Linked DNA regions of Homo sapiens: region 2 is linked to region 1. Evidence: read pairs that join two places in POLR2A ChIA-PET (ENCODE). Cell type or tissue: OCI-LY7. All regions are shown on one strand. Each heading gives the region's core, and the rest is flanking DNA. Links, peaks and the distances in the headings are about the cores only.

The links. ChIA-PET counts read pairs that join two places held together with the same protein. Peaks named below come from ENCODE experiments on the same cell type or tissue, not always from the same donor. Only the 100,000 strongest peaks of a DNase experiment are listed, where the experiment ranks them.
Region 2: POLR2A ChIA-PET joins it to region 1 with 9 read pairs; 1 of 35 experiments calls an interaction of 5 or more read pairs at or near these places.

The regions. Positions count from the first base shown.
Region 1 is chr12:110,633,811-110,639,097 of GRCh38, forward strand. It overlaps TCTN1 (tectonic family member 1), which reads left to right. Exons shown (of 15, transcript NM_001082538.3): 6 at 860-969; 7 at 2,671-2,691. Among named protein-coding and RNA genes, the nearest start is that of TCTN1, 22 kb to the left of the region's middle. In OCI-LY7, for the core only: no CTCF peak of the experiment used is centred there; a DNase peak (open chromatin) is centred at 2,901.
Region 2 is chr12:109,800,639-109,805,925 of GRCh38, forward strand. TRPV4 (transient receptor potential cation channel subfamily V member 4) reads right to left here. Exons shown (of 16, transcript NM_021625.5): 4 at 2,353-2,505; 5 at 1-120. Among named protein-coding and RNA genes, the nearest start is that of FAM222A-AS1, 30 kb to the left of the region's middle. In OCI-LY7, for the core only: no CTCF peak of the experiment used is centred there; no DNase peak of the experiment used is centred there.

The sequences.
Region 1 (5,287 bases), core at 764-4,763:
ACAACCTTGGTGAAGGGCAATTTAGCAATTTGTATCCAGATTAGAAATGAATGTGCTCTTCAACCCAGCTGTTCTACTTCCAGGAGTTGATCCTACAGAAATGCTGGCCAATATGCAAAATAATAGATTGCAGCATTGTTGGTGGTAGCAAAGATGGAGACAACTTAAGTGTTCATTAATAGGGAACTGGTATAATAATTATGCCACATCTATAATACTAATTATCCCCAAGAAAGGAGGAGCTGCTTCATGTAAAGACAGGCCAATCTCCAAGATATATTGTTCAGTAAACAAAATGAGGGGCAGAATAGTGTATATATTGTACATTTGTTTCCAAAAGGGGAAAGAAATAATAATAAAAATATATGTATGTTTTTTACACACATATTTGTTTTTATTTCCATAGAATATTTCTAGAAAGAGACACAAGAAGCCTCATGCCAGTTGCCTCTGGAGAAGGGGACTGGTGGTAGCTGGGGGGCAGGACAAGAATTGGAGGGGGATTTACTCATTATCTTTTTGTGCTTTTTGAATTTTGAATCTCATGAATGTATTCTTTTTGAAAAATAATTTAAAACATTGTAGGCCAGGCGTACTGGTTCACACCTGTAATCCCAGCACTCTGGGAGGCCGAGGCGAGAGGATCACTTGAGGTGAGGAGTTTGAGACCAGTCTGGGCAACACGGTGAAACCTTGTCTCTACTAAAAAAACAAAACAAACAACAACAAAATTGTATATCTGTGTTGTAACTTATTTTACAGTTTTACCTAGATTAAAACTTTTTAGTTGCCATTGGAAAATTGAAAAATTTCTTCTCTTTTGTATTTTTTTTTCCTTGGGAATGTTAATGATTTCTAGCGTTTCTGGTGAACCAGGCTGTTAAGTGCACCAGAAAAATAAATTTAGAACAGTGTGAAGAAATTGAAGCCCTCAGCATGGCTTTTTACAGCAGCCCGGAAATTCTGAGGGTAAGAATTATTTTGAAGTGGAACTTACTCATTAGGTATGTTTCTGTTCTTTCTGCGCTTTTAAAATATGACAAGTACAGAATAATTTCAGTACATGATTGACACTCGAGTTTAAATTTCTCCAGTACTTTTATATCAGTGATTATTGAAATAATCCTTTAAATAATTTTTATTTTTTTATAGTTAGCTCATATTTTGCTTTTGTTGATTTTTTTCTTTCATTCATTTTGATGGTAACCAATATCTGTCTCCTGAATAAAAACAAATCTTTACGAATAACTAAAAACTTTAGAAATCATAAAAACATCTTCATGTCTGTGACAGAAATAATCTTATTAGCCCCAAAAAGGGCTCCCTCTCAGAAACAGGCCAGAAAAGAAGAGGAAATCCACTTTCTGGTTGGCAGATGACACAGGCAGTCAGGAAAGAACAGGAAATGGGAGAAGTGGGCACAATGGTGAAGGGGCCCCTTCTCTCTGGTTACAGTGACTGAACCCTAAACTGAAGAAATGATGAGGCCACTGGCCCACATGACAGATGAGATGGAGGGTGGCAAGGGAAGAAGACCTTTTTCAATGATTAAAAACCATATGATAGGCTGAGGCAGGAGGATCACTTGAGGCTAAGAGTTCAAGAACCAGCCTGGGCAACATAATGAGACCCTGTCCCTACAAAAAATAATAAAAAAAAACCTTTTGTGTCATGGTTGTGCACACCTGTGGTCCCAGCTACTCAGGAGGCTAAGACAGGAGGATCACTTGATCCTAAGAGGCTGAGGTTGCAGTGAGCTGAGGTTGCAGTGAGCTAAGGTTGCAGTGAGCTATGATCGCACTCCAGCCTGGGTGACAGAGTGAGACCTGGTCTCTAACAAAACAAAACAACTGCCCCGCCAGAAACATACGATTATTGTCAAAGGGGTCCCCTTCCCAATTTCCTTTTTATGAGGGGTACAGGGGTAGGGTGGTTCATGGCACCATTATTTATCTGGACCTCAGTTTTTAGGATCAAATTTAACCTTTCCCTCTCCCCTCATTTTCTCTCTCCCTCTCTTGTGTAAGTCAGCCATCTAGGCTTGTGAATTCTTCTAGTTAGCTTGAGCTCACAGTTGTCTTGAAGCAATTCCTTGGGCATCCAGGTACAGTTCTCTTTCAGCACAGGTCTCTCCAAACAGGTCTATTTGTCTCCCTCCCCACGTTTCTCAGTGGGCCCTTCAGAAAGAAAGCTGCAGCTCTACTGGGGAGGCAAGAGCTTGTCATTGAGGAGGCTTGGGCCAGAGGCAGGAAGACCAGTTAGGAGTCTGTGGAAATCGCCTGGGCAAGCAATGGTGGCCTTCCAGCAAGGACAGGTGCAGTGAGAGTGACCAGGAGTGCAAGAACTGTGCTTCCCACAGTGCTTATGGCCGTGAGACCATGTGGAAATATACAATAATGACCCTGGAGCATGGAGCCTTCCTGAGACTAGCTTGGTGAGCTTCTACCTGGAGGAAATGAAGATAGAAGGAAAACGCAATGTGACCTCTTTGATTAGGACATAGATTCAAACACATGCAGATGGGGAGTCTTGATCAAGGAAATTCTGTTTTCTTCTTTGTGAAGCCTTTAATAAGATGAATATACTCTTCAACTCGAGATCTGAAAAAGCAATGAAAATACTTCTTTTTGTTGTACTTAACACAATTTTTTGTGGTTTCTTTTTATCTAGGTACCTGATTCAAGAAAAAAGGTAAGAGTATTTATTTATTTTTGTAATAGAAAGTAGGATAGTTTATAATACTGTCTTATTTCTGAGCCCTTTTAAATGAATACAGTTACAATTAGAAGGGGACCTTGTTGCTAATAGCAAATACATTTGCCAAAAAGCAAGCAGAAGTGCAATAGGGAAACTCCTTAGTGGGAGTCACACTTCTGGGCTTCCCAGCTGCCTCTGTTGTTGTGGTTTTGTACTCTTCCATGGTTCAGTGACACCACTGTCGTGACCAGCAGTGGGTATGATTGACTTCTGGACATTCAGGCTATCCCTTGCTCCCTTCTTAGTCTCTTGTTAAGAAAGCTGTCCAGCTCCCAGGATGCTGCCCGTCCAGGGCAGAAGCCATAAGCACTTTGGCCAGTGGGTGTCCATACCGCGTGGGAGGCGTGCCCCGTGGTATACCTTCAGGGCTTTATTTGAGGGTGGGTTCTTTTCAAAGCCTTATCGCCCCAGCCCAGGGTTCTACTTGATTGTGGTCAGGATGTCAGGGTCTCTTCGTGGCTATGTCAGAAGGAATGTGGATCCCTCACCCCTTATTCTAGGGTTTGCACCCTAGGTCTGCCTGTGAACACAGTCCCCATGGAGGCCTGAGTTGGTGGCTTTGTCATAGTTTCCCACCCTGTGGAACTGGCCAGCCTAGGTTCAAACCTCAGCTTTGCCATTATTTTCTTGTCGGACTGACACCGTGGTCTCCCTTTGTTGAGTGGATGGTAAGCGTCCGTGCAGAGGCATGACACAAGGCCAAGTGGGAGAAGCACATGAGGTGCTGGTGCGGCATCTGCGCATGGGATGCACTCGGGATGGGGATGCACTGGCTGTGATTGACTTCACTGATGCTCTGCACACAAACATGTTTGAGGGAGATGTTTGAAAGGAAATAGCCATGTGACTTTGGGTCTCACACAACGGTGTGTGAGGCTGGATCCTGTCTTCTGTGAAGGGTGGGAAGACCTATTATGAGGAATGATGGATGTTACTTGTGTTTTCAAACTTGTTTTAGTTATAGAGACCCTTTCTTAAATGCAGTCTGAAGTGGAACCCTCTCTAGAGTGTAACACACAGACTGAATGTGGAGCTGTGCTGGTTGGAGCAGGGATGGGGCCTGAAGCCCTCCACCTGCCCAGTCTCCTTCTCTCTCCTCTTTGGTCCCAGTGAAGAACCCTAGGGCTCCCAGGAATGCAGTGTGAAAGTCATGCAATGGGCTAGCTCTCACCTCCCTCCAACCCCTAGAGAGTGCTTGGATTTTACCACTCAAAACTGGAACCGTCTGTGGGGGCAGCAGCCCTATCAGCCTTGTTCATGATATATCCTTATTTCTAACGCAGCGTCCAGTAGGTACTGGGCACTCAATGAGTTACGCATTTAGTGATGAATGACTAGGAAGGAGGTGGGTCCATTCAGGGTGGGAAGACCTATTATGAGGAATGTGATGGATGTTACTGGAAGGCTTGGAGCAGGTGCCAGGACTGTTCTAAGTGCTGTATGTGTCTGACGTCTTTGAATCCTCTTGGCTGTCCTAGGAGGTAGGTTCAGTTACTGTCACTCTCTGGCAGATGAGTCACAGGAGATGAATGAGCTGCCCATGGCTGCACAGCTGGGAAGTGGCAGAGCTGGGACAGGGATCTAGGTGGTCTGGCCCCAGGGACCTTATACTTTACCACCATACTGGGCCAGCTCTACTCTGTGAGCCCATGTGACAGGCTTCACACACCTTCCTTCTTTGCATCCTGTGGCCACACAGGACGTGGCAGACTGGGACTTCCAACTTAGGTCTGTGTGACACCAAAGGTTGTGCTCTAAAGGACAAGCATGTAAACTAATAGTAGGAATTTGTTTAAAATTTTCTTAAAAAGCAGATTTTAAGGTTAGAGGATCAGGAGTATAGAAATTGGGTCTAATCTCCCCACTAAGTGAAGACTGTTATGATTGCCTGGAATCATTGTCAGTATCTGTGGAGCCATCAGTGAAAGATTCCAGGGTAGCCCTGTAGTTTCATTGAGTATGCTGGAGTTCTTTACCAGTGTGTGTGTGGTTTGGGAATGGTATGTGGTAGAAGAGGAATCAAGGAAATCAGCACAGCGCTACTGTTTCCTTCTCGGGACAGTTGAGTGAGCTGTCGAGACGAGGGCAGCTCCTGCCATTGACACCAGGACTCTCCAAAGCTCATTGACACTGAATCCTTCGGTTTTTGCCAATTCCACGCACACACCATGGAAGTGGCTCCAGCAGAGGCTGGTATGGCAGGCTATGCTCTTTCTTGGAACCCGGTGTCATTGCTGAATCAGGGGCCACTATGCTCAGAGTAAGGAACCCGGGGTTGCCCTTGTGTTAAACAAGAGCTAATTGAATAACAGCCTAGGACCCCCTCCATGCTGAAACCCCTTGGTGCGGCATGTTATGCAGAGGGCCTCACAGTGACTAGCATTGCCCTTCTGCCATTCTCGTCACATGACAGCTCACGTCTTTGTTACTGAGTCATGTCACTTTCTTCTATGAGAGGTTTTGACTCGCAGGTCTTCTTGGTCATGGGAGCAGACACATAAGGACTGCTTATTTATCTCTAAAATAACTG
Region 2 (5,287 bases), core at 786-4,785, 830 kb before region 1:
CATCCTTGGGCTGGAAGAAGCGCCCACGGGCCTGGGCGTGGACATCAGCTCCCTGGGCCACGAGAAGTTCCACGTAGTGTTTGCAGCGACGCTCAATGGCGATGTGCAGGGCTGTCTGACCTGGGGGCAGGGGACGGTCATCCAGGGTCCTGGCGGAGCAGAGACCTAGCCAGGCTTGCTGGGGGTGGGGGTAGGGTGCAGGACGTAGAAATTGGGGGGTGGGGGATGCAGGCAGAGTCCTGCCCAGCGACACCCAAGGGCAGCAAATAGGTCCTTGGATATTCCCTGGGATCCATCGCAGAAGCAGAATCTCAAGCCTGAAGGATACCTAGTTTGTGGAATCCTGAATGTGAGAAGTTTTTAGATTCATAAGATGCTTTAAAAATCCTAGAGGAGGCCAGGCGCAGGCTCACGCCTGTAATCCCAGCAATTTGGGAGACCAAGGAGGGAGATCACCTGAGCCCAGGCGTTTGAGGCAAGCCTGGGCAACACAGTGAGATCCCATCTCTATAGAAATGCTAAAAATTAGCTGGGCCTGGTGACTTACACCTGTGGTCCCAGCTACTCCAGAGGCTGAGGCAGGAGGATTGCTGAAGCCTAGCAGTTCAGTACCAGCCTGGGCAACTGATATGGTTTGGCTCTGTGTCCACACCTAAATCTCACCTTGAATTGTAGTTCCCATAATCCCCATGTATCATGGGAGGGACCCTGTGAAAGGTAATTTAATCATGGGGGCAGTTACCCTCATGCTGTTTTCATGATAGTGAGTGAGTCCTCAAGAGATCTGATGATTCTATAAGGGGCTTTTCCCCCTTTTGCTTGGCACTTCTTCTTCCTACCACCATGTGAAGAAGGACATGTTTGCTTCCCCTTCCACAATGATTGTAAGTTTCCTGATGCCTCCCCAGCCCTGCGGAACTGTGAGTCAATTAAGCCTCTTTCCTTTATAAATTATCCAGTCTTGGGCAGTTCTTTATAGCAGCATGAGAACGGGCTAATACAACAACATAGTGAGACCCTGTCTCTACAGAAATTTTAAAAATTAGCCTGGCATGGTGGTCCATGCCGGTGGTCCCAGCTACTTGGGAGGGTGAGGTGGGAGACTCCCTTGAGCCCAGGAAGTCAAGGCTGCAGTGAGCCATGATCACACCACTGCACTCCAGCTTGGGTAACAGAGCAAGACCTTGTCTCAAAAAAAAGAAAACTCCTAGAGGAAACAACAGTACCTTGGCCTCCCAGAATTTTGGACTCAAGATATAATATTCATGGATTTTGAATCTTAATATCCAGGCATCTGAAGGTCAACTCTGATTTACAGAATCTCAACTGGGGATTGGCCCAGTTCTTGGCCCCCTGCTGCCTTTGCCTCTTAGAACTTGTGAACTCAGGACTTATTATCATAGAGCCTTAGAGTATCCGCCACCACAGCATCTTAGGGCCAGATCCCGAGTTCATGATCACTAGACTCGCTGCATCTCAGAATCTTGGAATCTTTTTTTTTTTTTTTTTGAGACAGGGTCTCACTCTGTCACCCAGGCTGGAGTGCAGTGGCACAATCATAGCTCACTGAAGCCTTGACCCTCTGAGCTCAAGTGATCTTCCCACCCCAGCCTCCCAAGTAGCTGGGACTACAGGTGTGCACCAACAAGCCTGGCTTTTTTTGCATCTTTTTTTTTTTTTTGAGATGAGTCTTGCTCTTGTTGCCCAAGCTGGAGTGCAATGGCGCGATATTGGCTCACTGCAACCTCCACCTCCCAGGTTCAAGCGATTCTCCTGCCTCAGCCTCCCAAGTAGCTGAGATTATAGGTGCGCACCACCACGCCTGGCTAATTTTTGCATTTTCAGCAGAGACAGGGTTTCACCATGTTGGCCAGGCTGGTCTTGAACACCTGACCTCAAGTGATCTGCCCACCTCAGCCTCCCAAAGTGCTGGGATTACAGGTGTGAGCCACCGCACCTGGCCTTCTTTTATTTTATTTTTTTTTTTTTGTATCTTTTGTCAAGACAGGATTTCACCATGTTGCCCATGCTGGTCTTGAACTCCTGGGCTCAAGCGATCTGCCCCCCTTGGCCTCCCAAAGTGCTGGGATTACAGGTAAGAGCCACCGCACCCAGTGGAATCTTCTATTCTGAAACTCGAAACAAAGTTGGAAGGGGTAGTTACCGTTCCTTCATCCATCCATCTATCCATGCATCCATGCATCCATCCATCCATCCATCCATCCATCCATTTGTCAGGTCCTGGGTACATGCTGGCACTTAGGCCCAGATCAAAAGTCTCAGGAGTCAGACAAGCAAAGGACAGCGTCTCCATCAGCCCCCGTGGCACCCCTGCCCAGCCCGGGGCCCCACCTCGATAGTAGATGTCACGGAAGGGCGAGTTAATGAACTCCCTCATGTTGCCGGTGCGCTCCGCGATGTCCAGCAGCACAGGGATGGTGTCGTTGCGGCCATTGCTCAGGTTCAGCAAGGCCTTGGGCAGGCAGGTCTTCCCCGTAGATGGCTCTAGCAAGAGAGACACACAAGATGACGCAGTGCTCCAGCCCATGACCTTGAACTTCCAGGCATCGGGGTACAGAACACTGGGTAGGGGGTCAGATGTCCTGGCTGTCAACATCTCCTCTCCAAGCCTGTTTCCTCATCTGTCCAGTGGGGACCCAGGGCCACTCTATCTTTCTGCCTCCAGTGGTGCTGAGAGGGTACAATAAACGCATGGGGTTAGGTGCTTTGAAATGTGAGAGGCTTCAGCCTACAGATTGGTATTTATTTAATTAATCTTATTTGGGAAGATTTTGTATTTATTTTTATTTATTAATATCCTTTTTTTTGAGAGAGAGGGTCTCGCTCTGTCATCCAGCCTGGGGTATAGTTGTGCAATCCTAGCTCATTGCAGCCTCCGATTCCTGGGCTCAAGTGATCCTCCCACCTCAGCCTCCCAAGTAGCAGCTAAGACTACAGGTGTGCACCTCCATGCTCAACTAATTTTTTAATTTTTATTTTCGTAGAGAAGGGATCTCACTCTGTTACCCAGGCTGGTCTCAAACACCTGGCCTCAAGTGATCCTCCCACCTCAGCCTCCCAAAGTGCTGGGATTACAGATGTGAGCCACCACACCTGGCCCTCGAAAAGATTTATGTAAAGTGCTTCATAAACAAATAAATGGTTAGAATGCTGGGTTAAACAAAGCCAATCATAATTCCTTACTACAGGACTTCTCAGAGCCTTTCATACACTAACAGGGACTGTGAACCTGTAAAAGCAAGACACACTAGGCAGCATTCACCCACCTGTCAGAGCATCGAATCCTTTTCCCATGAAGCATTTACACTGGTGCCCCTAGAAGGGAGTGGAGGGGTGCAGCGTTCCCCAAAGTGTGGGACTGTGTGCCACAGTGGATGTGAACTGACCTTAGGGGATCCAGGAGAGAATCTTGGGGGTTCTAGGGGGTGCAACAATAATAACCCTGAAGGTTTCATCCACTATCGAATCTTTCTCATGAAGTCAACTCTCCGTTTGGTACTAGCGGGTCCTTAACACCTCTCACTAACGCTTGCTGATGTCTCTTTGCAAGTTTCTTTCTGTTGTAGCTATTTTTATGGTTACCTGAGTTGATTTATATCTCAAAAGAGTAAGTTGAAAACTCCCCTGTGAATCAAGGACAGGGCAAAATCAGCCAGGGGCTCAGGAATGGCCAGAGGGTGGGAGACGCAGGTGTGGGTTCAGGTGCCCGTTCTGAAGCCAGGCACCTCAGGTTTGAGGCCTGGCTTTGCTCCCCACAGCTGTATGACCATTTCTCTGCTTAGGGTCCTTTCTGGCTAAATTAAAGCTATGAAGGGAAATCAAAGAGCTAATCAGTGTTTGTTGATTAGCCCAGTACCAGGCAGATAGCAGTCTTTGATAAATATTACTGTTGCTGTTATCAATCCATGAGACGGGATTTAGGAACCGTCTCCCTAAATGCCGGGAATCAGTGGGGCAGACTCAAGAGACCTGAATTCTAGTCTCAGCCCTTCCAGGAGCAGGGTTGTTTGGGACAAGTCTTGTTCCCAGTTGCTTTCCCGCTGTCCACCTGGCGCCCAGCTCAGAGGCGACACCAAACCTCTCATGGAATAATGTGGCCCAGCCACCATCCCTCTCACATGCCTAAGACACCTCCTTTATTTCCCTCATTTCCCCCAGCCTCTCTGGCCTTCCTTTATCCACTTTCCACATAGCAGCTGGAATGGTCATTTCAGACTGCAATAGACCACGGTGAACTACAGGGTCTTTGCACCTGCTGTCTCTGAACCCCCACCCCAATCTGAAACATTCTTCCCTCCTCTTTTCACCTGGTTAACTGCAACTCACTCAGACTCTGCTCAAGTGTTACCTCCTCCAGGAAGCTCTCCTGGATTTTCCCTGACTAGGTCAAATCCTCCAGTACAGCCTTTTGTTGACACCTGTTACAGTTCATAACTGTGTGCTTATTTATGTGGTTGCTTGGTCAATGATGGTCCTGTCCAGGAGCCTGTGGGCACCTTGAGGGCAGGGTGATGTCTGCTTTGCTCACTATCATTCGGCCTCTGCCAAGCACAGTGCCTGGTATGTGGTAGGTGCCCAACAACCATTTGCTGAGTTAACACACATTGAATGAAGGCGAGAGCTGGGCACCCCAGGTAATTCCAAACCATAGGTGACCCAAAGTGGAACTAGAGACCCTGGATTCGGGCTTTCAGACACAGGTTATAGACCCAGGGAGGGGACGCCTGGGTCCTGGGAGAAGATGTCAGGAGCAGCATCTTCCCAGAGATGAGGTGGAACATGCAGTTCCAGGAACCAGCCACCAGGTGGCGAAGTGGCTCTGCCCAGGGTGGGGTGCTGTAGCCAGGGGCTCTAAATTGACAATTGCCAAATTGGAGGTTGTGAAACTCTGCGGAGGGGAGGTGGGGGCACAGGAGGGCGTCCCAGACTTCCCTGATAATCAGATGAGCTCATGACCTTTTAGCCATGCAGGGACGGATCCAGGTTTTGTGGGACGTAGACTAGGTCGAGGACCTCAGAAAGGGCCTTAGCCAGGGGCCCTGGCACTTAATTAGTATCATGGACCTCACAGTAAGTCTCCCTCTATGCACATACGCTAGCCTCTGCAATTTCAGAGACCCACCTCCAAAGCCTATCTTAGAGTCCCCCACCCACACTCATGCACAGACACACATGCATCTGGGTTCCTGGACTATGCTAGAAGCCCCCAACTCAGTCCTGAATTCAGAAGAAGCCAGAGGCCTTGACAAGCTAGCCTGGTGCTGAA